Linked DNA regions of Homo sapiens: regions 1, 2 and 3 are each linked to region 4. The links are chromatin loops, found by intact Hi-C in ENCODE. Cell type or tissue: endothelial cell of umbilical vein. All regions are shown on one strand. Links, peaks and the distances in the headings refer to the core of each region. The heading gives the core; the rest is flanking DNA. Region 1 overlaps NOC4L (nucleolar complex associated 4 homolog). Region 2 has its middle 59 kb from the start of MUC8. Region 3 overlaps LOC105370092. Region 4 overlaps FBRSL1 (fibrosin like 1).

Region 1 (7,728 bases), core at 1,568-6,567, 410 kb after region 4:
GTGTGTGTGTAATGGTGTGTGTGTGTAGTGGTGTGTGCATGTAGTGGTGTGTGTACGTAGTGGTGTATGTAGTGGTGTGCGTGTAGTGGTGTGTGTGTGTGTAGTGTGTGTGTAGTGGTGTGTGTAGTGTGTGTGTAATGGTGTGTGTGTAGTGGTGTGTATGTGTAGTGTGTGCATAGTGGTGTGTGTGTGTAGTGTGTGTAGTGGTGTGTGTGTGTAGTGTGTAGTGGTCTGTATGTATAGTGTGTGCATAGTGATGTGTGTAGTGTGTGTAGTAGTGTGTGTGTAGTGTGTGTAGTCGTGTGCGTAGTGTGTGTGTAATGGTGTGTGCGTGTAGTGGTATGTATGTGTAGTGTGCATAGTGTGTGTGTAGTGTGTGTGTAGTGTGTGTGTAATGGTGTGGGTGTAGTGATGTGTAGTGGTGTGTGTAGTGTAATGGTGTGTGTGTGTAGTGGTGTGTATGTGTAGTGTGCATAGTGGTGTGTGTGTAGTGTAGTGGTGTGTGTAGTGTGTGTAGTGGTGTGTGCATAGTGGTGTGTGTTGCGTGTGTGTAGTGGTGTGTGTAGTGGCGTGTATGTGTAGTGTGTGCATAGTGGTGTGTGTAGTGTGTAGTGGTGTGTGTGTAGTGTGTAGTGTGTGTAGTGTGTGTGTAATGGTGTGTGTGTAGTGGTATGTGTAGTGTGTGCATAGTGGTGTGTGTGTAGTGTGTAGTGGTGTGTAGTGTGTGTGTAGTGGTGTCTAATGGTGTGTGTAGTGGTGTGTATGTGTAGTGTGTACATAGTGGTGTGTGTGTAGTGTGTAGTGGTGTGTGTAGTGTAATGTGTGTGTAGTGGTGTGTGTAGTGTGTGTGTAATGGTGTGTGTGTAGTGGTGTGTATGTGTAGTGTGTGCATAGTGGTGTGTGTGTGTAGTGTGTGTGTAGTGGTGTGTGTAGTGTGTGTGTAATGGTGTGTGTGTAGTGTGTGCATAGTGGTGTGTAGTGGTGTGTGTAGTGTGTGTGTAATGGTGTGTGTGTAGTGGTGTGTAGTGGTGTGTGTAGTGTGTGTGTAATGGTGTGTGTGTAGTGGTGTGTAGTGGTGTGTGTAGTGTGTGTGTAATGGTGTGTGAGTGTAGTGGTGTGTGTATGTAGTGTGCATAGTGGTGTGTGTAGTGTAGTGGTGTGTGTGTAGTGTGTGTGTAGTGGTGTTTGTAGTGTGTGTGTAATGGTGTGTGTAGTGGTGTGTATGTGTAGTGTGTGCAGTGGTGTGTGTAGTGTGTGTGTAATGGTGTGTGCGTGTAGTGGTGTGTGTAGTGTGTGTAATGCTGTGTGTGTGTAGTGGTGTGTGTAGTGTGTGCGTGTAGTGGTGTGTGTAGTGTGTGTAATGGTGTGTGTGTAGTGGTGTATGTGTAGTGTGTGCATAGTGGAGTGTGTAGTGTGTGTAATGTGTGTAGTGTGTGTGTAGTGGTGTAGTGTGTGCCTGTAGTGTGTGTAGTGTGTGTGTAGCGTAATGTGTGTGTAGTGGTGTGTATGTGTGTGCATAGTGGTGTGTGTAGTGTGTAATGGTGTGTGTGTAGTGGTGTGTGTGTAGTGTGTAGTGGTGCGTGTGTGTAGTGGTGCGTGTGTAGTGGTGTGTGTAGTGGTTGTGTGTAGTGTGTGTAGTGGTGTGTGTAGTGTGTGCGTGTAGTGGTGTGTGTAGTGTGTGTGTAGTGGTTGTGTGTTGTGTGTAGTGGTGTGTGTAGTGTGTAGTGGCGTGTAGTGGTGTGTGTAGTGGTGTATGCAGTGGTGTGTATGCAGTGGTGTGTAGTGGTGTGTGTGTAGTGTGTGTAGTGTGTGTGTGTAGTGGTGTGTGTAGTGTGTGTGTAGTGGTGTGTGTAGTGTGTGTAGTGGTTTGTATGTTGTGTGTGTAGTGTGTGTACTGTGCGTGTAGTGTGTGTAGTGGTGTGTGTAGTGGTGTGTGTAGTGGTGTATGTAGTGGTGTGTGTGTAGTGGTGTGTGTAGTGGTTGTGTGTAGTGTGTAGTGGTACGTGTAGTGGTTGTGTGTGTAGTGTGTGCGTGTAGTGTGTGTGTAGTGGTTGTGTGTGTAGTGTGTGTAGTGTGTGTAGTGTGTGTAGTGGTGTATGTAGTGTGTATGCAGTGGTGTGTGTGTAGTGGTGTGTGTAGTGTAGTGTGTGTAATGGTGTGTGTGGTGTGTGTGTGGTGTGTGTAGTGTGCGTGTAGTGGTTTGTATGTAGTGTGTGTGTAGTGGTGTGTGTACTGTGTGCGTGTAGTGTGTAGCGGTGTGTGTGTAGTGGTGTATGCAGTGTGTGTGTGTAGTGGTGTGTGTAGTGTGTGCGTGTAGTGTGTGTAGTGGTGTGTGTAGTGGTATGTAGTGTGTAGTGGTGTGTGTAGTGGTTTGTATGTAGTGTGTGTGTAGTGGTGTGTGTAGTGGTATATGTAGTGGTGTGTGTAGTGTGCGTGTAGTGGTGTGTGTGTGTAGTGTGTGTAGTGGTTTGTATGTAGTGTGTAGTGGTGTGTGTACTGTGTGTGTAGTATGTGTAGTGGTGTGTGTAGTGGTGTATGTAGTGTGTGTGTAGTGGTGTGTGTAGTGTGTGCGTGTAGTGGTGTGTGTGTGTAGTGTGTGTAGTGGTTTGTATGTAGTGTGTAGTGGTGTGTGTACTGTGCGTGTAGTGTGAGTAGTGGTGTGTGTAGTGGTGTATCTAGTGTGTGTAGTGGTGTGTGTGTGTAGTGGTGTGTGTAGTGTGTGTAGTGGTGTGTGTACTGTGTGCGTGTAGTGTGTGTAGTGGTGTGTGTACTGTGTGCGTGTAGTGTGTGTAGTGGTGTGTGTAGTGGTGTAGTGTGTGTAGTGTGTGTGTGTAGTGGTGTGTGTAGTGTGTGTAGTGGTGTGTGTAGTGGTGTATCTAGTGTGTGTAGTGGTGTGTATGTAGCGGTGTGTGTCATGTTGCATGGTGAGCTCTAACGACCCCAGCCCCCAACACCCAACTCTACCTCCTGCCACCCGGAGTGCAGGCGAGCCGTCCCCACCAAGTCCACACTGCAGGTTCACGAGCGAAATCAGTGCTGCTGCAGTTCCACACCGCTACGTTCTGAAGTCACTTTCTGAGCATAGACCCTGGCAGCACACTCTGCAGATGGGACAACTGAGGCCTGGGGCCGTGCCACCCTCCCAGCCGGGAGTGGAGCCCGCGCCGTTGGAGACCGGCATGGCCTTCACCGTGGGCTGCTGGCCCCAGTGGGGGAAGACCCAGACACCGCAGGGAACGGACACGCTCCTCGCTGTCCAGCGGGAATCGCTTACCGCCGGGGCCTTCGCCACAGCTCCCAGCACGACCGACGCTCGGGAAACGACTGCTGATTCTCCGCAGCTGATTTCCTCAACGCCAATTAAACGCTCCAGCGTCCCTTATCGCCGGAACGCGCGCTCCACAGCTCTTCAGCTATCCCTCATTACGGATGTAGCTGTGACTTCACTGTCCGGCAGCCGCGTTCATTTCCTGAAGGGAGACCCGGAATCGGGGGACGGGAGGAGAGGGAGAGACAAGACAGAGAGGGAGCGGGGGAAGCACAGGGGGAGAGAGGCCCCACTGGTGCGGCGCTGTTCTCCGTGTGCAGTGAGGACACCGCCGGGTACACGCAGGTGCCGGCTGGGTATTGGCCTCATAGGTGATTGAAGGGGCCCCTGGAATTTCTCTAAGATTCTGGAACTGACGGTGTCTCAGTCCGTCTGCACCACTGTTACAGGTTACCTGAGAGCAGGTAACTTCTAAAAAGTGACACTGTCTTCTCTCCAGTTCCGCAGGCCGGGAAGTCCAGGATGAAGGCACCAGCCTCTAGCGAGGGCCTCCTGGCTGCGCCCAACCTGACAGGAGGCCAAAGGCCAGAGAGCAGCCGGCTCAGCACCACGTGAAGAATCCACTTTTACAAAGGCCTGAATCCCATTAACAAGGATGGCGCCCTTGCGGACGAGGCACTCCTAACACCGCCTGGTGGGCAGCACCTGGATCTGGGAGGGCAGGCGCTCCTCCACAGCACAGGGGACGTCCCCGTGCTCTCGGGGATGGCGGCAACACCTGTATTTCAGAGGGCATGCGCTCCTCGGGGGCAGCACCTGGATCTCGGAGAGCACACGCTCCTCCACAGCACAGGGGACGTCCCCGTGCTCTCAGAGATGGGGGTCACCAGCCAGGGAGAGGGGACCTCAGGCGGTGAAGGAGGTCCCTGTTCATGCCCGGCTCATGCGGGGAACACAGGGAGCAGAGGACCGAACACGGTTACGTGGAGGTTGCTAGACACAGAGCCCCTCTGACGACAGAATCCAAGCCTGGCTGACTCGGAGGCGCTTTCACTCTCCTCCTGGCCTCGCCCATCATCCGAGATCCGCCTAACAGCCCAGCACAAACCCTCCGTGATGTCAGGAGGGAGGCCCTGGCTGAATCCGAGCAGGAAATACTGCAGACCCCGGCGAGGTGAAACCTAGCAGGGCAGCTCGGGCGCTGCAGGCCTGGGCAAGGCTGCAGCGGCCTCTGGTGGCCGCATGAGCTCAGGATGCCAGCACCTAGGCCCAGCCCTGCCCCAGGAGCCCAAGGAGGGCGGGGAGGGGGGCCAGGGCTCTGGAGCGTACCCGGTGTGACAGGCTGCCTGGGACACAGCAAGAGGACGGGCCCTGTCTGCCCTGCTGCAGCGGGAGTGCTGAGAGGGCTCGGGCGGGACAGCATGAAGAGTGGGGAAGGAGGGGCGCCTGTGCAGGACTACCACGCACGGGGTACCAGGGAAGGCCTCCCGGGGGGACGGGGACGGGACGTTCAAACCAGGGCAACACAGGGAAAAGCGGCAGAGGCCACAGCTGTGGCTGGTGCAAAGGCCCTGGGGCAGGAGCCAGTTCACTTGAGGAGCCCGCTGGGGCAGAGGGAAGCAGCCAGGGGGATGCTGGGAGCAGAGGCAACATCTCCACCATCACTCTGCCCCCCAAAACCCCGCTGGGCACACGGAGGGTCCCGGCCAATGCTGGGCCGGCAGGGTGACACCCCCAAGCCACGGCCAAGGCACTCCCCGCCCTCCCCAGCCACACCCACGCGCACCAAGCTCTGTTCCAGTGCCCCATCCCACCCTGTCCTCGAATAAGCAGACTGTCAAAAGGAAACTGGGGGTCACTGTGTAGACAGAAAACCTAGTTTGTTTGGTATAAATTTGGTTCCCTAAAAATAAACACCCCGATAACAAGGCTGTGCTGCAGCCGGACCAGCGCCTCCCACAGCGGGGGAAACTCCACTGCAGCTGGACCAGGGCCTCCCACGGGGGTGGGGGCAGGGAACTCCAGAGGGGCCCAGGCACTGCCTGTAACTCTACGCAGCATCTACCCGGAACTCTACGCAGTATCCACCCGGGGCCTCTACACAGCACCCACCCGGAATTCTACGCACCATCCACCCAGAACTCCACGCGGCATCCACCCGGGGCCTCGCGGGGCTCCCAGAACGAAGGCCAGATCGGCAGGACACAGCCAGCGTGGGATGCTGACACTCACAGGAACCCCCGACTCACACCAACCCCCCACTGACACCAACACCCCCCACTCAAACCAACCTCCCATTCACACTAATCCTAACCCACCCCCCACACACACCACCCCCCCATTCACACCAACTCTCCCCTCACACCAACACCCCCACTCACAACCAAACTCCCCCCAGTCACACTGACCCCCCACTCACACCACCTCCCCTCACTCCCACACACACCATACCCGTCTACACCACCATACACCTCCCACCACAACTGACCCAGGCAGAGAGAACCCCCCCAACCCTGCTCCCTCCCAGGTGTCTGGAGTGTAACCTCAGCAGAGGCCCCGAGCTCTGCCAACAGGGAGGTCACTGGGGCCAGGGGATGAGGGAGGCTGGGTGACCGGTGACACTGGTGGGCCGGAGGCCCTGGGAAAGACCACGCCTCAGGTTCCCCACCATCCCCTCCCAGGCTGTGGAGTCGGCAGGGGCCTCGCTTTGCCATGTGCCTGGTGGGCTCAGGCAGATGTGAGGCCCTCGGCCTGGCAGAGGCATCCAGCCGCCCCAGTCCACACTCCCTGAGCCTTTCTCCTGCAAAAACATTTATTCACAGGTGGGCTGGGGTCAGCTGAGATTTATTCACAGGTGGGCCAGGGTCAGCTGAGCGTGAAGTGCTGGGCACAGAGTTCACCCGGCCGTCCCAGCAGGCCCTGGGCTGGGATAAACTCCAGTGGCACCGGCTCGGGCCCCTTCTTCTTCAGGTCCCGCTCAAAGATCTGCAAAGCACAAAGCACGGCGGCTCTCAGGCTTGGCTCAGCGCCCCGTGGCCCAGACCCTCGCACCCTGGCCCAGTTCCGCACCTCGTAGGCCGTGAGCTCCAGCAGTGGCGCGATGCTGACCTCAGGCATGGACAGGGCCTGGTTGATGACGCTGGCGGCTTTGGACACCTCAGGGTGGTAGTGGCGCTGGAGGGCCTGGGGCAGTAGGGCCGTTAAGAGGCAGCTGCCCCAGGCCCCCGCCCTGTGCCCCCAGCCATGGCCTCCCTGTGCTCCCAACCAGAGTGGGCGGGGTCGGGACGGAGCCACGTGAGAAGGCCAAGCACCCAGCACCCACAAACCCAGGTGGCCAGCTGGGGACGCAACATGAGGCTATGCGGGAGGTGGCACGGGGAGCTGGGCTTTCTGAGGGGCCGAAGGATGGCTCGGGAGGCCCCAGGGTGTGGCAGCAGCGCCCTCACCTGAAGCTCCCACAGGGAGCTCTCCAAGGCCCGGCTCTGGGCTGGGTCCTCCTCTCCAGGGTCGTAGGGGTCGGCGTCCAACTCTAGGAATGAGACGTGGGCCCTTGTCTGCCGTCCACAGCACCAGGCACCCCCGCCCCAGCTCCAGCCCAGCCTCCGAGGGCCCCGCAACTCACCAGGGCCGTGTGGACGGTGCACGAGGACCCGGCAGGCAGGGTGCCGGCGCAGCAGGTTACAGATGAAAGGCAGGACCATGAGCAGGGCCTCAGGGGGAGCCGTCAGGGCCAGGCGGGCCAGCCGCTTGGCGAAGGCGGCCACCAGGTAGGCGGGGAGGTGGCTGGGCAGGGCAGTGGTTGTGAGACAGGGCCCGGACTGCTAGCCCCCACCACCCTCCCCTGGCCCCAGGCTGCAGCCGCACAGAGCAGGGCAGAGCCAGGTGCCCTGGTACTCACGAGGAGGACAGGAAGAGGTCAGCCAGGTGGAAGAAGCGGGCGCGGTACTTGACGTGAAAGACAGAGGGGTCCAAGAGGCCGTAGAGCTTCCGGTAGAAGTCAGGGTACTCCCTGCGGGCCGGGGGGAAGGAGCAGCGGATGGAGCAGGGCCCGGGAACTGAGGCCTCCAAGGCCAGGGTCTCACTCGGCGCCCCTTCCTCCCGCCCAGGGACTCCAACACCATGGCCTGTGAGGAAAGCGGGGACCCCGTGGGGCAGGGTGGGAAGGGGACAGAGGAGCAGGGCTGGGCAGACTGGGAAGAAGACCTGCACCCCTGGTGACACTCACAGGTTGTGTTTGTGAATCAAGATGAACAGCCCGTTCAAGGCCAAGAGGCTGAGGGCCCCCCCTGCAGACAGACAGACACAGGCTGGAGCTGCAGTGACCTCGCTCCCACCCTACCCCCTGCCCACACTGAGTGTAAGTCTGTGGAGTGTGGCCTCTGCCCCTGCTGTCCCCTCCCACAGCCCCCACGGACACAAAGCTGGAGACCACATGCAGGGCAGGGGAGTGGGGGGTGGAG
Region 2 (7,728 bases), core at 1,695-6,694, 150 kb after region 4:
AAGAAAATTGAGTGGAGGAAGGAAGGAAAAGGTTAGAGGGCAGCTCGGAGTTACCCCCCTTTCAGTTTGCAGGTAAAATGAGGGGCCCATTGAAAGTTATCATGTGGCAGCTGAATTATGCCTTTTTTTTTTTTTTTTTTTTTTAGACAGAGTCTCCATCTGTCGCCCAGGCTGGAGTGCAGTGGTGCGATCTTGGCTCACTGCAACCTCTGCCTTCTGGGTTCAAGCAATTCTCCTGCCTCAGCCTCCTGAGTAGCTGGGATTACAGGCTCCCGCCACCACGCCTGGCTAATTTTTTGTATTTTTAGAAGAGATGAGGTTCCACCATGCTGGCCAGGCTGGTCTCAACCTTGTGATCCACCTGCCTCCGCCTCCCAAAGTGCTGGCATTACAGGCGTGAGCCACCGCGTCCGGCCCTGAATTATGCCTTTTTGAAGGGATCTCAGCAGGCACTGAATGCTGCAGGGTCCAGAGTTTATTTGGGTAACTTTACATCAACAAGACAATATATTTGGAGAAATTCACAACCACCGTCACACTTACTCAGCTCTCAGGCTGCAGAGGGTATGGAGGAGGAGCCTCTGACCTCTGAGCCCCTCGGTGTTTCTTCCCTGTTTCTCTTTTGTGGACTGTTGGAGAGACACCCCCTCCCCACGGAACTCCCTTCCCCAGGGCCCACTTCATGGAACAGAGCTTCTCAACACTCAACATGCAGCAAACCACTGCGGGTATTGTTAGAATAAAGATTCTCCACCAAGAGGTCTAGAGGAGCCCTGGATTCTGCCTGCCTTTCCTTCCTTCCTTCCTTCCTTCCTTCCTTCCTTCCTTTCCTTCCTTTTTTCCTTTCCTTCCTTCCTTCTTTCTTTTCTTTCTTTCTTTCTCTCTTTCTTCTTCCTTCCTTCCATCTTTCTTTCTTTCCCTTTCTTTCTCTCTTTCTCTCTCCTTCTTTCTTTCCTTCCTTCTTTCTTCTCTTTCTTTCTCTCTTTCTCTCTCCTTCCTTCCTTCCTTCTTCTCTTTCTTTCTTTCTTTTTCAGACAGGGTCTTGCTGTGTTGCCCAGGCTGGAGTGCACTGGTGCAATCACAGCTGACAGCAGCCTTGACCTGATCGCTTCAACGATCCTCCCACCTCAGCCTCCCAAGTAGCTGGGACTACAGGCACGTGCCACCACACCTGGCTAGTCATTTATTTTTTGTAGAGATAGGGTTTGACTATGTTGCCCAGGCTGGTCTTGAACTCTTGGGCTCAAGCAATCCTCCCACCTCAGCCTCCCAAAGGGCTGGGATTACAGGTGTGGGCCACCGCACCTGTAATCTTTTTTGATTTTAGATATTTGACTTGTACTTATTCAGTTAAGCATCCCTCATCTGAAAATCCACTCTGAAATGCAAACTCTTCCAATGGGCATTTCATGCATTTCATCCGAGCTCATGCCAGTACGCAAAAAGTTTCAGATTCCGGAGCGTTCTGATTTTGGATTTTTGCAGGAGGGATGCTCTGCCTGTAAGTGCCAGGCAGCCTTCCAGCTGCTGGGGAAGTAGCTGGAAACCAGAGGACAAGTCCCACTGCCTCAGATCCCTGTGGGGACAGAGTAGATGGGAAGCAAAGGTGTGCACGAGACCACGCCAGACACACGGATCGCACGGAGCGAGATCTGGCCGCATGGAGAGCCAGGAGGAGCAGGCGGGGAAGGGCCTGGCGGTGGGAGAGCTCCAAGTGTCTGCAGCAGAGCAGGTGGTGCAGCCACGGCCGGGGCAGCACAGTGAGAGGCCAGAGGGGAAGCTGGGCCGGTCCCGCAGGCTCTGCAGGCCCTGGCTCGGGCTTTCACCTGCAAGCAGGAAGGTGCTGTGGGTCTAAGCACATGAGGTGTTGGTTTCAGCTCCAGCTGGGCAGGAGGCTGGGCCGTGGGAGGAGGGGACAGGCAGGGGACAGGCAGGAGGCTGGGGCGGTGCTGAAATCTGTACCCATTGGCTTTGCCATGCTTCCCACAGAGCTGGGTCCGGCCGTTCCTGACTTTGTGGACCGTGGAGGGGTGACACTGTGGGCTTAGTCCCGCGGCCGGCTCTTGAAAGGCCCAAGGCCTCTGCCTGGTTCTTGGAGCCACTGCACTGCAGGGGTGGCCACTGCCTGAGGATTCTGACCCCGGGACCACTGTGTGGGGGACCTTGGGGAGACCCCCACCAAGCCAGGGAGTGCCCAGCCAGCAACTGGGCCAGTGGTTTCCCACGTCCGGCCCAGTCACCCTCATAGGACACAGCCCTGGCCAGCGGCACAACACGAGAGACCCCAGTGAGGACCCCCCAGCCAGGCCCCCTGAGTCCCTGACCCCAGCACTGTGAACAACGTAGTGGAGGTGTCATTTCAAGCTATTGGCTGTGCTGGGACAGAGGACCCTGATGCAGAGACCGGGACGGTGGCTGGACCACCGTGGGGCTGGGTGGGTGGGAGGCGTTTGGCTTCAGCGTGTGGTCTTGGCAGAGGTAGGTGGGATCTGTCCGTTTCTACCTCCTGCCCACCAGGCCTGGTTCCAGGTTGGTGGCATGGCCACGGCGGGACTCGGGGCCCCGCTGAGCTACTGGTCAGCCTTGGCTGAGAACCCCCTGCCCTGCCTCTTTGGGGCTGCCGCCAGCAAGGGGGTGGGGGGCTCCATGCGGACCCCTGGGTGTTGGGGGCTGGCAGGGGTGGGCCAAGGCAGTAGCACTAGGCAGCAAGGGAGCGTCAGGGCCCCGGGCTATAATCCCTCAGGGGCCATTCTGCGCCCTCTGGCCTTGACCCCCGGGGTGTGGGGCCCTTCCCACACTGGGTGCTGCCGGCCATCAGTCTTTTTAGAGGCCTCTCCTGCTGTAGGAGCCCACTGTGGGGTGGGGAGGGAGGACCCTCTGCTGCCCCCCTCCCTCTAGGGATGAGGTCTAAACTCCAGAGACCTGACCGGGCCCCCTCCCTTCCTCTCTCGGCCTGAGCTCTCCTTCCTCAGGGTCTGCTGGATTTGAGTGGGGGTCTCAGGCTGGGGGCACTGGCTGCGTCTGTGGCCTGTTGTCCAGCAGAAGGCTCTGTCCGGGATCGGGAAGTGGCAACGCGTTCCTCAAACCACAGACAGTCGTGTTTCCAGAGACGGCTGCCGCCGTGTCCCCACGTGCTCCTCCAAACCTCAGAACCCGGGACCTGCACCCCTCCCCACATCTGGAGATGGCCCCTGCCCTGGCTCGAAGCTGGGTGGGCTGTGGCTCACCTGTAACCAAGAATCCTTCTCACTCGCGAGGATGGGGTGGGCTGTTACTAAGTTCCAGGTGGCTCGTTAGGCAGCCGGGAGCCGGGACACTCGGATCCCCCGGGCATGGGGGCCTCTCTGGGAGGCCAGGACAGAGTTGCTGACCAGGTTTCCAGGGCTCTGGGGCCAGGCTGCTAGGGCGGTCCTGCCTGGGAAGGCCACCCACCTGCCCCGAGCTGGCCTTAATCATTAGGCTGGCCTGACGTCCTTTTAGAGAACAGCTCAAGCCGTGCTGGGAGCCAGTCAGCGGCGGTCATGAGAGCAGCCATTTGCACTTGGCAAACTTGGAGTGGCGCAATGAATACGTCCTCTCCTTGAAAAGGCCAGGGCACCTCACTGAGCTCTGGCCTTGGGTCAAATATAACTTAAGCTGCAGAAAAGGGAAAACGATGGGAAGTGAGTCTATTTTCTTCTCTGGACACTCCTGCCTGGTCCCCAGAGACGCCACCGTGACCAGGTTCTCACATGTGACAGCCCTGCAGCCCCGTCCTCCAGTGGGGTGGGAGCCGTGCCCTCCCCAGCCTGGCTGTGGCCGTGACTTTGGGAGAGGGTCCCGGGTGTGTGTTTGCTACAGTGAGGGCAAGGGGCCCCTGACTTCCTGGGGGAGGGGACATCCTTCACCAGAGGCCACCACAGCCGACCTTCCGCACTGTCCTTGCAGGGGCCTGGTGGGGAGCCTGGACAAATGGCCGTGTCACCCTCTGCAGCCTGAGGATGGGGCGGCAGCTCCGCCGGCCCCAGGACACTTGCCAGGACCCCAGGGCACGGGAGACGGAGCTGGTGGTGTGGCTCATCCGAGAGGGAGCTGCTGCCTCAGGGCTATGGGACGGGACACCCTTGGCAGAGGGTGGAGAGGTGCAGGGCCAGGAGAGCACCAGGAGTCTGTACCCGTAGAGCTGGGGAAGCACTTTGGGCAGGGACAGATCCTGAGGCGGTTCTCAGGCAGAGGCCTAGCTGCCGGGGTGGGGAGGGGGGTACACCTGGGACCGGGCTTCTCCAGCTGGGGTCCCTCAACAGCAGCATCCACGTCACCTGGGAGCACGTCAGGAATGCAGACTCCCTGGCCCCACCAGCCTTGAGCCAGCCTCGGGGAGCCCCATGCCAGGTGTAGAGACCCCGACCATGCCAGGTGTGTGTGGGGGCATCCTCGGGCCCCTGGGGCTGAGTGACTCTGCCAGGGGCCGTGGGCGGAGCCGCAGCGCTGCCTGAGAGCTCGGGGCCCACCCTGCTCCTGGATTCTGCCCCAGTTCCGGATCCCAGGGCTCCTGGCGACGGCTCTGGCACAGAGCGGAGCAAGAGAGACCCCTAGTGGCCAGAGGGTCAGTCCCGTCCTCCAGCCACCAGGACGGGCACCACGCCCTTCCCAGAACTGTCCCTGTGCCAGGGGTGCAGGTGCCGAGGCCCAGGCCCTTCTCTCTGCTGGAGGAGAAATCACAGAGACTCAACCTCAGGGAAACTGGGTCCTGGCCCCAGACCCACGGGGGCCCCGGGTTGTGCATGGCGGCCGTGAAACGAGGGGAGAGCCTCACCCACGCCTGGTCGGGGGTGCTCCACAGCTCCCTGGGGTGGGGCAGGGCTCCCCAGACCCCGGGCCTCCTCCCGGCTCCCACAGCCTCTGCCCTGCCCTGCGTGCGACCCGGGCCTAGGTGGGGTCTGCCTCCTGCCTGGGTCTCCAGGGGCTCTGTGACCTGCTGTTCCCTGCACGCCGGCACCTTCAAGCCCCAGAACACACCTTCTCCTGGAAGCTGTCACCTGCTCTGTACGCCGGGACAGGCCTGCAGGGCGGGACCCCAGCTACTGGCCTTCCCCCGAAGGTGGCTGGATTTCAACACTCGCTCCCACTTCCGAAGCCAGAGCGTGGAGCCCAGAAACAGCGGCTTGCAGAGGGATGGACCACCGCAGCCTGGACGGAGGCCCCAGACCCTCCACTCCACTGTGGTCGCTGGAGGAGCCCCCGGTTGAGGGATAGTGTAGAAACCTCAGCCAGTGTCCTTCGAAATCACCGAGCACGGGGCGGCAGCTGGGACAGGGTGTGGCGGGTCCCGGGCTGCAGGGAGGGCCCTTGGGGGAAGCGCCTTGGTGGGGGGAGACCCTGAGGTCTTCCCGGGAGCTGAGGTGGGAACACTGGAGGGGCCTCCGGGGCGCCTGCCGCAGGAGGACGTCCAGGTGCGTGGACGCAGAGACTCCCGTGGGCTGGGGTCGCGGTTCTGAGCTGCAGGACCCCAGGTACCCACTAGAGGGTAGCAGCGCTCTGTGGCCCTGGACCACCGACCACAGCCCACTCCGGAGAGCAGGGCCAGGACGGGGCAGGAGCTGGGTTACCCTCCGGAGTCAGCAAGGGTGGGCAGGCAGCCCCTCACCAGCCTCTTAGGCTCCTGATACCTGACAGGACTGGCAAGAAGGCCGCCAGGACGACCTGCCGTACCCTCAGCGCCCGGCACAGACAGGGCTGTGGTCTCTGGGCCAGAAACCCCAGGTCCTGGTGCTGGAGCCCAGCTTGTCTTCTGGGAACCTCCTGCTGCTCTGGAACCTCAACGTCCTAAAACAGCCCAGGCAGCTCTGCAGGACAGCCTACAGTGGTTAACATGGCACCCCCAGACCCCCACTGACACCCCAGACCCCCACTGACACCTCAGACCCCCACTGACACCCCCAGGCCCCCACTGACACCCCAGACCCCACTGACACCCCAGGCCCCACTGACAACCCCAGGCCCCCACTGACACCCCAGGCCCCACTGACACCCCAGACCCCACTGATATCCCAGGCCCCACTGACATCCCAGGCCCCACTGACACCCCAGACCCCACTGATATCCCAGGCCCCACTGACATCCCAGGCCCCACTGACATCCCAGGCCCCCACTGACATCCCAGGCCCCACTGACATCCCAGGCCCCCACTGACACCCCAGGCCCCACTGACACCCCAGGCCCCACTGACATCCCAGGCCCCACTGACATCCCAGGCCCCCACTGACACCCCCAGACCCCCACTGACACCTCAGATCCCACTGACATCCCAGGCCCCACTGACACCCCAGGCCCCACTGACACCCCAGGCCCCCACTGACACCCCAGACCCCACTGACATCCCAGGCCCCACTGACACCCCAGGCCCCACTGACACCCCAGACCCCACTGACATCCCAGGCCCCCACTGACATCCCAGACCCCACTGACATCCCAGACCCCACTGACACCCCAGGCCCCACTGACACCCCAGGCCCCACTGACATCCCAGGCCCCCACTGACATCCCAGGCCCCACTGACATCCCAGGCCCCCACTGACACCCCAGGCCCCACTGACACCCCAGGCCCCACTGACATCCCAGGCCCCACTGACATCCCAGGCCCCCACTGACACCCCCAGACCCCCACTGACACCTCAGATCCCACTGACATCCTAGGCCCCACTGACACCCCAGGCCCCACTGACACCCCAGGCCCCCACTGACACCCCAGACCCCACTGACATCCCAGGCCCCACTGACACCCCAGGCCCCACTGACACCCCAGACCCCACTGACATCCCAGGCCCCCACTGACATCCCAGACCCCACTGACATCCCAGACCCCACTGACACCCCAGATCCCACTGACACCCCAGGCCCCACTGACACCCCAGACCCCACTGACACCCCAGACCCCACTGACATCCCAGACCCCACTGACACCCCAGACCCCACTGACACCCCAGATCCCACTGACACCCCAGACCCCACTGACACCCCAGATCCCACTGACACCTCAGACCCCACTGACACCCCAGATCCCACTGACACCCCAGACCCCACTGACACCCCAGACCCCACTGACATCCCAGGCCCCCACTGACATCCCAGACCCCACTGACACCCCAGGCCCCACTGACACCCCAGGCCCCACTGACATCCCAGGCCCCACTGACACCCCAGATCCCACTGACACCCCAGGCCCCACTGACACCCCAGACCCCACTGACACCCCAGACCCCACTGACACCCCAGATCCCACTGACACCTCAGACCCCACTGACACCCCAGATCCCACTGACACCTCAGACCCCACTGACACCCCAGATCCCACTGACACCCCAGACCCCACTGACATCCCAGACCCCACTGACACCCCAGACCCCACTGACACCCCAGGCCCCACTGACATCCCAGGCCCCCACTGACACCCCAGACCCCAGTCGGACACCCATGCACCCCTTGACTGACACCCTCAGACCCCCAGCCAGACACCCCCAGACCCTGTGGCCCACATCCCAGACCCCCTGGCCCCCAGACTCCCCAGCAGGAAACCTCAGACCCCCTGGCCGACACCGCAGACCCCCTTGCCCACACCCCTAGCCTTCTTGGCTGTCACCCCCAGACCCTGTGACCCCCGGCTGGACTCCCCCAGATCCCATAGCCAATACCCCAGACCCTCTGGTCAGTGGAACTGACTGGCCAAGCCCTGTCCGAGGAGGCAGTTCC
Region 3 (7,728 bases), core at 1,622-6,621, 130 kb after region 4:
CCACGAGCAGACGCGCACCTGTGCGGATCCAGACACGCGTGCACCTTGTGGATAAGCAGACGTGCGTCTCTCTGGACGTGCGTGCTCATGGGCACGTGCGTCTGCATTCAGATCTGTGTACACATCGCACCCTGAGTACCCACAGACACGCGTGAGCTCTCAGGTGTGCACACGCGAAGGCACGGCTCGCGGCTTCTGCGGAGGCCTTTCTGATGGATGGAACAGGTCCTCACTGTTCTGGACAGGAGTGGGAGGGCAAGAGGCCCAGCCTTACACAGTCAGTTAAACGCCGTCGGCAGGGCTCCCCACGGCAGGGGCGGGGGTGGAGGGAAGATGCGGAGGTGGTGCACTGGAAGAAAGGCTCCAAACAGCTGCAGCCCAGTCCCTCTCGGGGCCCCACTTGGCAGCGTCTCCTGCAGGGCCTCTGAGCTGCTGGTTTTGGAAATGCAGCCAATGCTGAGGTCCCTCAGCAGCCCAGCAGCAGGCCAGGAGGGCTACGGAGCTGCCAGGGGCTTCCAGGACAGCTCTGGGAGGGCCAGGGAGCTGCTAGGGGCCTCCAGCAGCAGGCAGGGAGGGCTGCGGAGCCGCCGGGGGCCTCCAGGACAGCTGTGCCCTGTGGTTGGCCTTCTGTCTTTGGGCCTCTGTGCTGGGCATCTTGGAGAAACCAGCTGTGGCTGTGTGTGCTCAGGGCTGGTCAGGGGCCCCACGTCCCACCCCCTCTGGTGCCCCTAATTTTAGGAAAACCCATGAGAAACTACCATCTCTACTGAGCACAGAACGTGCTTTCTAGAAGATTCCAACCCAGGAGTCTCGTTAGGAGGTAGCGGGCCTGCAGCAGGAGGATTTTCTTTCGGTGTAATTTAAAAATTAACTTTTCCATCCCTCTGAGAATCTAGAGTAGCAAGTTCTTGAGGGAACGGGACAGGCAGCGGCCAATGCTCACAGGCCTCTGCTGCACGCTAGTGACGAAACGCAGCGGAACGCGTGCTCCCAGCCTGGGGCCAGGAGTCTGGAGTCAGGCATCGTGGGGCCGAGGCTCCAGGGGAGGATCCTGCCACCCGGTCTGGCCTCTGCTGGCACCCAGGTGCTGGCTGTGGCTGCAGCGCTGCAGTCTCTGCCTCCTTCCCTTGCGTCTCCTCCTTGTCTCTGTTTTCTCTTCTTATAAGGATGCCTGTGTTTGGATTTAGGGTCTACCCTCATCAGCTGGGCCTCATCTTAACCAACTCCACCTGCAAAGGCCCTGTTTCCAGATGAGGCCGCAGCCTGAGGTTCTGGGTGGACACCATTCTACCCAGTACCACGTATGTACATACTCACGGAACCCTCCAACGCTCCTAAGAGAGGGGCCCCTGATGGTCCCCAGTTTACAGGCGTGAAAGTTCCAGGAGGAGGCTGAGCTGCACAGGGTCACTGGGTGCTGGGCACTTGCCCCCGTCGCCAGCTGCTGCCCAGAAACCACCCCCACACTTTGTGACCTGCAGCAACACCAGGGATGATTTTTATCCTGAATCCACAGCTCGGGCAGGTTTGCTGCGGACGGCTTGTTTCTGCTACACTTGGCAGGAGCTGGGGCTGCCCACACGCTGGGGGCCGAGTTCGCCCAACGCTCAGGCACCTGGTGGGTCGTGGTGGCTGTCGGCTGAGCCCTGGCCAGGCTGTGACCAGACACCTGCAGGGGCTCCTCTGTGTGGTCTGGGCTCCCACACAGCCTGGCAGCTGGTTCCATGAGTAAGAGCCCAGAGCCCCCAGCCCAGAGCCCAGAGCCCGGAGCAGGCCAAGTGGGCCGGCTGCAGCCTTCTGCCCTGTGCTCCTCCCCAGCCCGCCATGAAGGCCGTGCATTCAGGCAGCGGGGAGCGGGGCTCCTCTCCACGGGGGGGTTGAGGGGGAAGGCAAAGGTCTGGAAGAACACGCAGGACTGAAAATATTGTTTCGGCCATGTGTGCATTTTTGGCACAATCTACCATATTAGTAGACGCCAGTTCCAAACCTGGAAACTTGAGCCTCTGGACCTAGGTCTCTGGATCCTCAGCACGGACCAAGCCGCATCTGGGGAGCGCCTGCCGGGGAGCCAAGCCCGCAGGAGGGGCAGGTGCTGGCGGGGGCCGTCACTGCAGTCCTCATATGGTTAGGCCGGGGAATGATATTTCCTCTCCACCTCTCTCGGTGGACCCTAAATCCAAGAGAGAAGACATCTTTCTCACGGCAGCCCCATCTCAGGCAGATCCTGTCGTTTGCAGCCTCTGACCTGTGGGAGGAGCCCAGGCCTGCCGGGAGGCGGGTGCACACTCACAGAACGTGCAGCGCAGGTGTGCACTCTAGAGCCCACCTCAGTGCTGAGGTCGACGTCACCCCCGGGCTCTTGGGCCGTGGCCAACGGCAGGTATGTTGCAAATCTGAACAGCATGGTGTTTCTAAATGTGGGACCTTTGCCCCCAAATCCAGACTTCCGGCTTTTCTTTTTTCTATTTTTTTTTTTTTTTGAGACGGAGTGTCGCTCTGTCGCCCAGGCTGGAGTGCAGTGGCGCGATCTCAGCTCACTGTAAGCTCCACCTCCCAGGTTCACGCCATTCTCCTGCCTCAACCTCCTGAGTAGCTGGGACTACAGGCGCCCGCCACTACGCCCGGCTAATTATTTGTATTTTTAGTAGAGACGGGGGTTTCACCGTGTTAGCCAGGATGGTCTCGATCTCCTGACCTCGTGATCCGCCCACCTCGGCCTCCCAAAGTGCTGGGATTACAGGCGTGAGCCGCTGCGCCCGGCCCCAGCTTTTCTTTAAAAGAACAGAAGGTGGAGCAAGGCTGAGTCCACACCCTGCGAGTCAGGAAGTAGCTGCAGCTGTCTGCGGGCCGCCGCCTCGCCCCGCGGGCTCCTGCCTGCTGTGCCACGCCCCTCACTGCTCCCCACCGCGTTGCAGCTGGCGCTCCACCTGCCGCTCACCAGACCAGGGCTGGCAGCCCCTTCCCAGACCTGCCTCTCTGTGATCTCATGTGACCATGGCAGCTGCAGCTGTCTGTGGGCTGCACACCCGGGCACGGTGGCAAGCTCCCGGGATGGGGGATGATGAGCAACCCTCAGATGGCCCCACAGTGTGCCAGGTATCGCCCTTACACACCTGTAAGGGCGTCACCTCATTTCATTCTCATGACAGCTCTCTGGGGGGGGGCATCATCACTATCACCTTACAGATAAGGAAGCTCAGGCACCAAGAGGTTAGATAACTTGCTCCAGGTCACATAGGGACGATGAGCGTTGCAGGTGTGTGCAGGTGTGCATAGGTGTGTTCCAGTGTGTGCAGGTATGCCCATGTGTGTGCAGGTGTGCTCCAGTGTGTGCAGGTGTGCTCAGGTGTGCGCAGAGGTTCCCAGGTGTGTGCAGGTGTGCCCAGGTGTGTGCCGATGTGCCTAGGTGTCTGCAGGTGTGCTCAGGTGTGTTGAGTGCCAGGCACGAGGAGCCGAGGCCCTTCCACATGTCTTACCCCAGGCTCCAGCGGCCCAGTTCCAGGGTGGGAGGTCTGCCAAGGCCTCATGGCCGCCTGCTCAGGATGGGGGAGGGCACCTTCCCCTTCTTGGCCATCTGCCCAGTCCTCTCGGGGTTGGGGGCTGTGCTGGAGGGGGCGGGCAAGGACGTGCCTACGCTGTCATCTGGTGGCTGCCTCCCAGGAACTAGGGAATTCCAGGTTCCTGTCCAGAGTCCACCCGCAGGCTCCTGACACCAGTGGCTCCCCCAGGCCCAGAGGACGCAGGCTGCTGAGGGGCTGCAGCCCATCAGGGTCCCTGCCTGAGCCCCGCTGTCAGGCAGGCATCCCACAGGAGCACCCTGGGCTCTGCTGCCTTCCCGCGGTTTCCTGTTGTGGGCAGGGCCACAGGGGCTGTTGGGGAAATTCAAGGCCTGGGACCTGGGAACTTCCAGCCTGGGGAGGGAGACGGGCGAGGGCCAGGAGCGGGTTTCAGGAAGTGACCAGTGCCCTGGGAGAGGGAGAGTGGCCGCAGGTGGCTGCTTCCCACAGGCCCCATGGAAAGGACATCTGAGCTGAGGCCTGAGGATGGGAGAACCCTCATGTGTGAAAATGGGGAAGTGGGCGGGAGGTGGGGAGGTGGGCAAGTCGGCAAGTCACAGGGCGTGGGGTAGGAGCTTGAGCGTCACCGTCGGGAAGAGGCCGTGTGGTCAGGGAGGGAGGAGGGTGGCTGCCGTTGGCAGCTGTCAGATGGGACTCGCAGGCAGGTTTCGGACAGGTTTCCTTTCCCAGGCCATCTGCGAGAACAGAGACGAGGGCTTGGATCAGTTTCTGTCTGAGTTGGCGCCTTCCCAGGCTGGCTGTTGGCTCTGCTCCCTTCTGGGACCTGTTGGGATGAGCAGATCAGGGAGTATTTTGAGCCGAAAGGTACGTGGGGAAACTGGGACTGACAGCGAATTCCCTGTCTGCGTTTGCCCACATGAGTTTTTCTTTGTGCTCTTGTGCTCTCAGGAATTCAGCCTCTGAATCCCTCCTGGGCCTGGGGTGGAGCAGGGTGAACACATACGGAAGCGTAAACACAGCGGGCCGACTTCAGCCTGCAGCTCAGCCCTGCGGTCTCCTGGGCAACGCGCTGCGTGGGGACATTGTCTCTCACCTGAAAAGCTGCTTACGGGCCCCCACCTCGTCGTGGGTTTAAAGCGGATTAATGGGAGGGTTGGTGGTTCTGGGGCTGGCAGGGCTTCCCAGCAGGGGCAGCCCCTTCATGTGGTGGCGAGCTTGGTAGTGACAACAGGCAGGCCGCTGTGCCCCGGGTGGGTGGCTGGAGCTGGGCGTGGGGTGTCTCCCCGTGAGGACTGTCTGCCCTGCCCGCTGCTCACAAGCCTTCTGCGTTTCCCACCACGCTCTCCTCACCTTCTACTGGGAGGAAGGTCCCAGGGCACGGGAGGGACCCTGTCTAGAGTGGAGCTGGGCTGCCCCATCTCAGGTCATGGGTCACGGCTGCCCCATCTCAGGTGACGGCAGCCCCCTTCAGGTGAAGGCCAAGGCGCGGCTCTTCTCCTCCCAGCCTGAAGCAGATCCTGTTGTCTGCAAGTACCCAGCATCCGATGGCTTCTCACGGCCTCCACCCCGGCCACCTGGTCCGAGACACTGCTGTCTCCGGCCTGGACTGGTGCAGTAGCCAGCAGCTGCTGCTCTCGCCCTCTATGGGGCAGCCTCACACGGCCCGTGGTGCCCCTGCTGGTGCTCAGTCCTTGTGCGCTCCCTCCCTTGAGCATGTGCGGGACCTGTGGTTTATCTCAAATGAATAGAAAATGGCAAAAGCAATGGGGTGTCACTTCCAAATCTGGTCGCGGAAAGACCCTGGTCTATCTTGCTCATCCCTCTCACCCTCTCCCACGGTCTGGTGAAACCAGTGGCTGTGCCGAGAGCTGCCATGGGGCAAGAGACTGAGGGCGGCTTCCAGCTAAACGCCAGTGAGGAGCTGAGGCCCTGAAGAACTGAATCCCGCCCAGAACTACATGCCTGAGCTCGGAGCCATTTCTTCCCCATGGGAGATGAGACCCCTGCCCAGCTGAGTCCGGATTGCAGCCTGTGAGACCCTGAGCCTGCGGATCCAGCCAAGCCATACCTGATCCTTGATCTAAGGAAAATGGGAGCTGATAAGTGTGTGCTGTTTTCAGCTGCCAAGTGTGGGACCCTTTGTGATGCTGGAGTCAGTAGATGCCGCAGGCTCACCCCGCCCTCTCCTCCCAGCCAGCATGATTATGTCAAGACCAGATCAGCTCACAGCACTTCCCTGCTCATGGCTCCTAGTGTCTCAACAGCCCCAGGCCCTGCCCCATTTGTCACCTCCCAGCCACCCACCCCAGGCCCTGCACTGTTCGTCACCCCCTGGCCACTGCCTGCTCCCCAGGCCTGCCCTGTTCATCACCCCCCCAACAGGCCTTGAACCATTCATCACCCCCCGGCCACCAGCCCCAGGCCCCGCCCCGTTCGTCACCCCCCCCCGCCACCCACCCCAGGCCCCGCCCCGTTCATCACCCCCCCACCGGCCACCCGCCCCAGGCCCTGCTCCGTTCGTCACCCCCCGGCCACCCGCCCCAGGCCCCGCCCCGTTCGTCACCCCCTGGCCACCGCCTGCTCTTTCCTTGCTTCCTGGCCTTGAGCCACATGGGGCAGTTTCCTGAACATTCCCACTGTGTTTGCACAGGAGGTTCCCTCTGCCTGAGATGCTGCTCCCTCACGCCTTCCAACATCAGCTTCTCAGTGAGCCCCTCCCTGATCTCTCTGCTTAGCCTCAGATTCCTCCCGTGTCCCTGCCGCTCCTGCTTATTTGTCTCTGCAGGATTCATCAGCATCGGGCCCTTCCAGCTGTCAACCTACCCCCGCTGCCACTGGGACGCACACTCCACAAAAGCAGGGTTCTCCTGTGTCTTCTCTCTCCCCTGCAGCACCCCCAGGGCCTAGAGCAGTGTCTGACACACGGTGGAGTCTCAGCAAACATTTGTTCAAGGAGTAAACCGCAGGAGTGGAGGGCAAATCCAAGCGTGAGCCTGAGCCTGCGTTGCTGCGGGAATGTGAGCAGGTGCCCCGGTCCACCCCGGCAGAGGCCTCCCCCGCCCAGCGCGTTTCGCCACATCTCCTCTGGCCAACTGAGTCCTCGCAGAAAGGTGTGTCAAACAGATCATTCCTCCACCTGCATCCCTGAGTGAGGACAAACAGCAGGTCCCCTGAGGACGTGTGAGAGCAGTTGCCTGAGTGAGAGATACGCCTTCGCCATTGAAGGCACTGAGTCTGGGGACTGTTTGTTAGAGCAGCAGAACCAAGCAATCCTGACAGCGCAGAAACCAGCTCCAAGAAATGAGGTGCTGCCGCAGCCACAGGGCACCTGGAGCACGTGTCCTGCTCACGTGGAGGACAGAGAGAAGGCGGGGCAGAGGCCGGAGCACACTCGGTGTGGAACACTCGGTCAGACTGGACTCGGCAACTTGGAAGTTGGACCATGAACCTGACGAAACCGCAGCTCTAGGGAAAGGCTGGAAAATCGCACGTCGGCAGACATGCCAGTGAGATCTTTTGAGGAGCCAGACCCAGACAGGAATTGTCCATCCTGCCAGCAGGCGTGAAAGTGAACAAGGAGATTTCAAAATATGACACTCCCAGAAAGCTGGAAGAGCCGGCTGACTGTAGACTCCAAGTGATCAAGAAAGTGCACTGACAAAAGTCTCAAGCAGGGCACGGCGTCACAGCCTTGTTCATCTCCCGTGCATCGAGGCGTCTCATGGTGAAGGTGCCATGTGGGCATGGTGATTTTCACTTGGACAAAACGGCGCAGGGGAAAGTGACCAGGTAGGGAGAGGAGGATGACGTCCCTGAAACTCAGCTGAGCCATCGGCATGGGCGGAAGGCTTTGTGGCCCTGGGAAGGTCGATGGCGGAGGAGCTGCAGGGGTGGCTGCTGCATGTGGAGCTGGCTGAAGCCAGAGATGAGAAAGCTCCTGGGGTCTCGAGAGAGTCGCGATGACAGGATGGCACCCACTCAGTCTACAAGAGAAACGTGTGCGTTAATGCAAACCACCACTAACTCCTGCGACCAGGAGGTGGGCGGCGAAGACTCACCGGCCCCAAGGAAGGCGTGTCCTGGGTACCCACCTCGTACTGGCCGAGAAGGGTCATGGAGGAATCAGAAACCTCTCGGAGGGCAGAGCCAGGGGCCTCGGAGGATGGCAGAAAGGGAGGTGACCTTCAGGTAGGAACTGAATCTGGACTGA
Region 4 (5,000 bases), core at 1-5,000:
GACGGAAGGAGATCCAAGAGCGCAATGAGAAGCCCCAGAGTTCCCACAGATGCCGCGACGGACAGAGATCCACAGAACCGAATGAGAAACCCCAGACATGGTGCAGGCTGTGGGGGCCAGGTGTGGGGTGCAGGCTGTGGGGACCAGATGTGGGGTGCAGGCTGTGGGGGCCAGGCGTGGGGTACGGGCTGGGGGGCCAGATGTGAGGTGCAGGCTGTGGGGGCCAGGCATGGGGTACGGGCTGGGGGGCCAGACGTGGGGGCCAGACATGGGATGCAGGCTGTGGGGGCCAGGCGTGGGGTGCAGGCTGTGGGGGCCAGGCGTGGGGTGCAGGCTGTGGGGGCCAGGCGTGGGGTGCAGGCTGTGGGGGCCAGGCGTGGGGTGCAGGCTGTGGGGGCCAGGCGTGGGGTGCAGGCTGTGGGGGCCAGGCGTGGGGTGCAGGCTGTGGGGGCCAGGCGTGGGGTGCAGGCTGTGGGGGCCAGGCGTGGGGTGCAGGCTGTGGGGGCCAGGCGTGGGGTGCAGGCTGTGGGGGCCAGGTGTGGGGTGCAGGCTGTGGGGGCCAGGTGTGGCGTAGGTCCTTCAGAGCAAGCTCCTGTTTCACCTCTTATCTGAAAATAATTCCAGACAGATCGCAAACATAGAAGTGAAAAACCATCAACGTATCAGAGAAGACCAGGTGTGGATTCCACCTTCTTGCTGGAATGGGAAGCCCTTCCTAGTCACGTCGCAAGGGCCTGAACCACAGAGAAGAGCAGCAGGTCCATGCCTGTAAGATGGCAAGAGCCGAGGCGGGCCTGCCACACCCACACGCGCCGGAAGGGCCCCTGCACTGGAGGAAGGTGGGCCCCTCGGAAAGGAGCAGCGGTTGGGCCCCGCACGTTCGTGTGTTAAAGGGCTGCGGTGCAGCTGGTGGGAAGGGATGCTGAGCTCCTGGCACTGACGCTACTTGGTCTGCTCACCCTGTGCGGTCCCCGGGGTCGGGGTCCTGCAGCCCAGGCTTCTGCAGGGTGAAACACCAACTCTATGTCCAGCGCCCCCAGCCACCAACCCCCAGGCAGTGACGTAGGACATCCTTCTGAGGAGGTTGTTTCTGCTCAGACCCAGCTCAACCACACAGGGGCCGGGTCGGATGGAAGCTAGGAGACCCCGGCACCCCAGAAAGGGACCCTCCCAGCCCCAGTCCAGGGCCCCGATGACCCTCTCCCTCCCCCAGCCTTGCGGCCACCACCCCTAGAATCCTGGCTTGTTACAAAGAAAGAAGGACAGGAACCTCTCACCCCTGGGAAGCCAGGGGGCCTGGAGGTTGGGGCATGTGGCTTTCTCCTCTCTGCTCGCCTCAACATCATCCCCCAGAAGTGTGGCTCCCATGGGGTCCGCCTCCACCTCCCTGCCCCGTCCAGCCACTGCCGGTGACCCAGGCTACGCAGTGACCATCCCAGCATCGGAAACAGGAAGGACTCCGAGAGAAACAGGAGGAATAGTGAAGGGGCCTGTGCAGGTGGGCAGGGAGGAGTCCAGACCAGCCTTTGGGCCTCCAGGGGGCACTGCGGCTCCCCAGAAAGGCCTCGGCACCTCCTTGGCCGTGCCCATCCCCCAGCAGTGCCAGCACCAAGTGCTCCCTTGGGCCAGGCTCCCAAATCTGGGCCCCTCACACAGCAAGGATGGGGATCCAGTGCTGCTCCATGCCAGCCATGAACCAGGCACTGAACACCCAGGCCTGCCACAGACCCCTGGGGTCTCTCCTGGGCCTGCACCATCCTCCTGGGAGGACTTCTGGACCCCTCATCTGAGGGGCTGCACTGTCTCTGGCACGCACGCGGGCCCTCTTCTTGGCTGGCGTCCCGGGTTTGAGTGGCCTCTTCGCCAGGTGGCCCACCTGTTAACTGCCCCCTCTGTGGTTGGGGCAGCAGGCCCCACCACGCCGCCAGGACTCTCCAGGGGCCAGGAAGGAGGCGGGTGCTGAGGCCTCCCAGGTGGGCAGAGGGAGGAGAAGCCAGCTTAGCCCGCAGTTTGACGGCCAACCCAAAAGGCAGACCCCAAAGCACAGCCCCCAAAGCCGGCCCTCGTCTCTAGGGTAACCACAGGTTGGAGCCCTTCTGGGGCTCTGCTGCCCTCCCCTTCACTGGGACCCAAACACTCTAGTGGGTTCCGCTCCACGTCCCAGGTTCGAACACAAGCTCCCCAGGGCCACAAGGGGGCGCCCCAGACACCAGCGAAGCCAAGAGGGCTGCAAGGAAGGGGAGGGTCTTCCGCACGGGCCGCGCGGCTGGGGCCATCCAGCACCCATTCTGGTCACGCCACAGTGGGCCCTACACTTAGCAGACGAGTTTGCTCAGGGAGGCTGAGAATGGGTGCTCCAGGGGTCCTCGGCCCTAGCAGAGGCCCCGGAGGCAGGTGGCCTCCACCTCACAGTGAGAACCTGAACACCTGGCCAGGTGCAGCCACGCCCATCCGGGAGGGCTGAGAGCAGAACAGGGGCCGGCCCTCTGGGGGCCTGGCCCAGGCTCCAACCCCTTCCTAGACCACACACAGCAGCTGCACCTTCTGGGGCTCGTTCCTCCACGCGGTCCCTCAGCTCTTTCCCTTCTAGGACAGGGCTTCTGGCAGTGGCCAGATGACCCAAATGGGGTGGCAGCCCCAGGGGCCACCAGACCCGCTTAACTTCTCGGCCATGGTCTGCAGGGACGTGACCCAGGCACGAGCAGCCGCCTCTGCCTCCTAGCCCGCGTGGGGTAGAGGATCACTCAAGCCCAGGGTACAGGTGGGAGGACTCCGGGTCCGCAGGCTCAGGGTCCCTGCGAAGAGGCAGCGGGGGCGCCCGGGCAAGCCTCAGCCCCCGCGAGGTGCACAATCCCGGCGGCGGGCGGAGGTCAGGGCGCGCTTTGTCTGCGAGGACCCGACCCGCGGAGCAGCCTCGGCCAGACACGCGGCGCAGCCTGGGCCAGCCGCGCCCCGCCCCAGACAAAGAACTCCAACTCGGGGCAGGTGAGCGCGGCGCCGGGAACCCGGGTGGCCGATTCCGCACCTGGGCGCAGACAAAGGCGCGCGCCACCCACAACGCTCGGCCCCGCCTCCACCCCCGGACCCCGGGTGCCCTGACCCGGGCCTGGGACCCTCGGCCGCGCCGCACCCCCGCCCGCCCGCCGCCACGTGCGCCCCCGGGAGGACGCGGTCTCCGCGCTTGGCTCCGGGAGAGGCGGTGTGGGCAGAAGGCCCGGAGATCTCGGGCGTCCCGCTCTTCTGGGGGGGCGGTCGCTCCCCCTCCCCTGTCCCCCCAAAGTCCCAATTCCCTCTCTGGAGTCCGCAGCGCGCACTCACCTCGCCGGCGCCCCAGGCAGTCGCCCCTAGTCCCGGGGCCGGAGCCGGGCTGCATGGACGCGGGCGTGGAGCGCGAGCCCCGGGTGGCCCTGGCCCGTCCAGGCGACCCCTCTCCCCGCGTGCCCTGCTCAGCCGGAGCTCGGGCCGGGGACGCGCATGTCCGCCGCGCCGGCTCTGCGCGCTCTGGGCGGCGCTCGGTGCGCTCTGGGCTCCCGGGCGGACGTCGGGCGCGGCGCGGGCCCCGAGGCGGCGGGCGCGGAGCTGGGCGCGCGGGAGGCGGGAGCGCGGGCGGGGCGGGGGCGGGGCGCGGGCAGACCCGACTAATCCAGCCCCGAGGCGCCGATCCACCCGCGCCCGCCGCCGGCCCGGGGTCCGAACGCGCTGCCTCCGATCACGGCCACCCGGGGAAAGGCGCGCAGCGCCGGCCTCACTGAGCGCTGTGTGGGCGCTGCTCCTCTGGTCCTCACAACAAGAAGTTACGGACACCTGCCACCCCGCTCCCAGAAGGGGAAACTGAGTCAGAAAGGGCGACAGCCGGGCGCGGTGGCCGGCGCCTGAAACAGCACTTTGGGAGGCCGAGGTGGGCGGATCACTTGAGCCCAGGAGTTCGAGACCAGCCTGGCCAACATAGGAAGACCCCCCACCCCCGCCCGTCTCTACGAAATAAAAAAATTAGCCGGAGGTGGCGGCACGCGCCTGTGGCCCCAGCTACTGGGGAGGCTGAGGTGGGAGGATCAACTGAGCCCGGGAGGTGGAGGCTGCAGTGAGCCGAGATTGCACCACTGCACTTCAGCGTAGGTGACAGAGCGAGACAAGGTCTCAAAAAAAGGAAAAAAGAGCGACCTCATTGCCACTGTGGAGAGTTGGGACCTGAAAGGAGGAGCCCTTCCCCCACCCGTCCGCTGCAAGCCCCGCCCTCCCTGGGCCTCGGTTTCTCCCTCTGTGAAACGGGGGTGCAAAGTCGGAGACAGCTCCGAGCAGCTGCTGTAGCTGCAAACGGCTGTGCAGCGCAGCCCCCAAGACCACCGCCCTGAACCCCGTGATTTTACACTTGAGGTGGCCGGGAGGGACAGGAAGCACCTGGCTCTCCCTTACGGTGGGGCGCTAGAACTCGGATCGAGGCCCAGCCACGGCTTCCTGCAAAGGCTGCTTATGTGCGCCTGACCGCACCAGACGCCTGGGCGGGACCCTTCCATCCCAGCGCCCACTCAGGTGGAAAACCAGGACACCAACTGCGAACTCAAACGCGATGAGTAAGGGAGGGAGGGCGCAGCTCTGGACCCGGCAGTCGGGAAGTGTTTAAGGACGGGTCCTCTCCAAGCTGCTGCGTGGCTGGCAGCACACAGGGAGGCCGGCTCTGGTGCGGCCAGGGACAGAGGGCTTGGGCTCCAGTTTCGGGACTGAGGTGGGAGCTGTGGCCACGTTTCTATTTCTGGGCTTGGAAGGCCTGGCCCCGGGCAGGGCCTATCCATGGCGGAGCCCGCAGCCATTCAAACCGCGGGAGCAGCTCCCACACGGGTTCGATGGAGCCCTCTGCAAGCTGGACCAGCACTTTCTGCTCCCAAAGGCGCCAACGTTCGCAGGATGCCTCCAACGGTATAGAAGGAATCACCAAGGTCGGCCTCAGCCAGGGAGTTCCAGCCCTCAGGTTCTATTTGAACTACTTACCAAATACACGTACT

Evidence for each region. Hi-C counts contacts between places; a loop is a spot of excess contacts. Peaks named below come from ENCODE experiments on the same cell type or tissue, not always from the same donor. Only the 100,000 strongest peaks of a DNase experiment are listed, where the experiment ranks them.
Region 1: a loop joins it to region 4, with 15 times the contacts of the local background. A loop is called at or near these places in 10 of 110 quality-filtered maps.
Region 2: a loop joins it to region 4, with 17 times the contacts of the local background. A loop is called at or near these places in 25 of 110 quality-filtered maps.
Region 3: a loop joins it to region 4, with 11 times the contacts of the local background. A loop is called at or near these places in 25 of 110 quality-filtered maps.

What each region holds. Positions count from the first base shown.
Region 1 is chr12:132,150,807-132,158,534 of GRCh38, reverse strand. It overlaps NOC4L (nucleolar complex associated 4 homolog), which reads right to left. Exons shown (of 15, transcript NM_024078.3): 10 at 7,494-7,554; 11 at 7,167-7,277; 12 at 6,891-7,051; 13 at 6,715-6,797; 14 at 6,338-6,451; 15 at 6,067-6,253. The coding sequence ends at 6,134. Among named protein-coding and RNA genes, the nearest start is that of NOC4L, 10 kb to the right of the region's middle. RefSeq lists an enhancer at 3,759-4,259. In endothelial cell of umbilical vein, for the core only: a CTCF peak has its summit at 4,506 (motif pointing left); a DNase peak (open chromatin) is centred at 4,464.
Region 2 is chr12:132,411,934-132,419,661 of GRCh38, reverse strand. No RefSeq gene overlaps it. Among named protein-coding and RNA genes, the nearest start is that of MUC8, 59 kb to the left of the region's middle. RefSeq lists a silencer at 4,581-4,719. In endothelial cell of umbilical vein, for the core only: CTCF peaks have their summits at 4,587 (motif pointing left) and 5,490 (motif pointing right); a DNase peak (open chromatin) is centred at 4,561.
Region 3 is chr12:132,425,631-132,433,358 of GRCh38, reverse strand. It overlaps LOC105370092, which reads left to right. Exons shown (of 4, transcript XM_047429966.1): 4 at 1-7,728. The coding sequence ends at 55. Among named protein-coding and RNA genes, the nearest start is that of MUC8, 45 kb to the left of the region's middle. RefSeq lists a silencer at 2,751-2,920 and an enhancer at 4,150-4,684. In endothelial cell of umbilical vein, for the core only: no CTCF peak of the experiment used is centred there; no DNase peak of the experiment used is centred there; H3K27me3 peaks cover 140 bases.
Region 4 is chr12:132,558,549-132,563,548 of GRCh38, reverse strand. All of the region lies in intron 5 of FBRSL1 (fibrosin like 1), which reads right to left. Among named protein-coding and RNA genes, the nearest start is that of MIR6763, 21 kb to the left of the region's middle. RefSeq lists enhancers at 1,878-1,927, 2,058-2,397, 2,408-2,477 and silencers at 3,008-3,087, 3,358-3,657. In endothelial cell of umbilical vein, for the core only: CTCF peaks have their summits at 1,501 (motif pointing right) and 2,186 (motif pointing right); a DNase peak (open chromatin) is centred at 2,218; H3K4me3 peaks cover 1,816 bases; H3K27ac peaks cover 433 bases.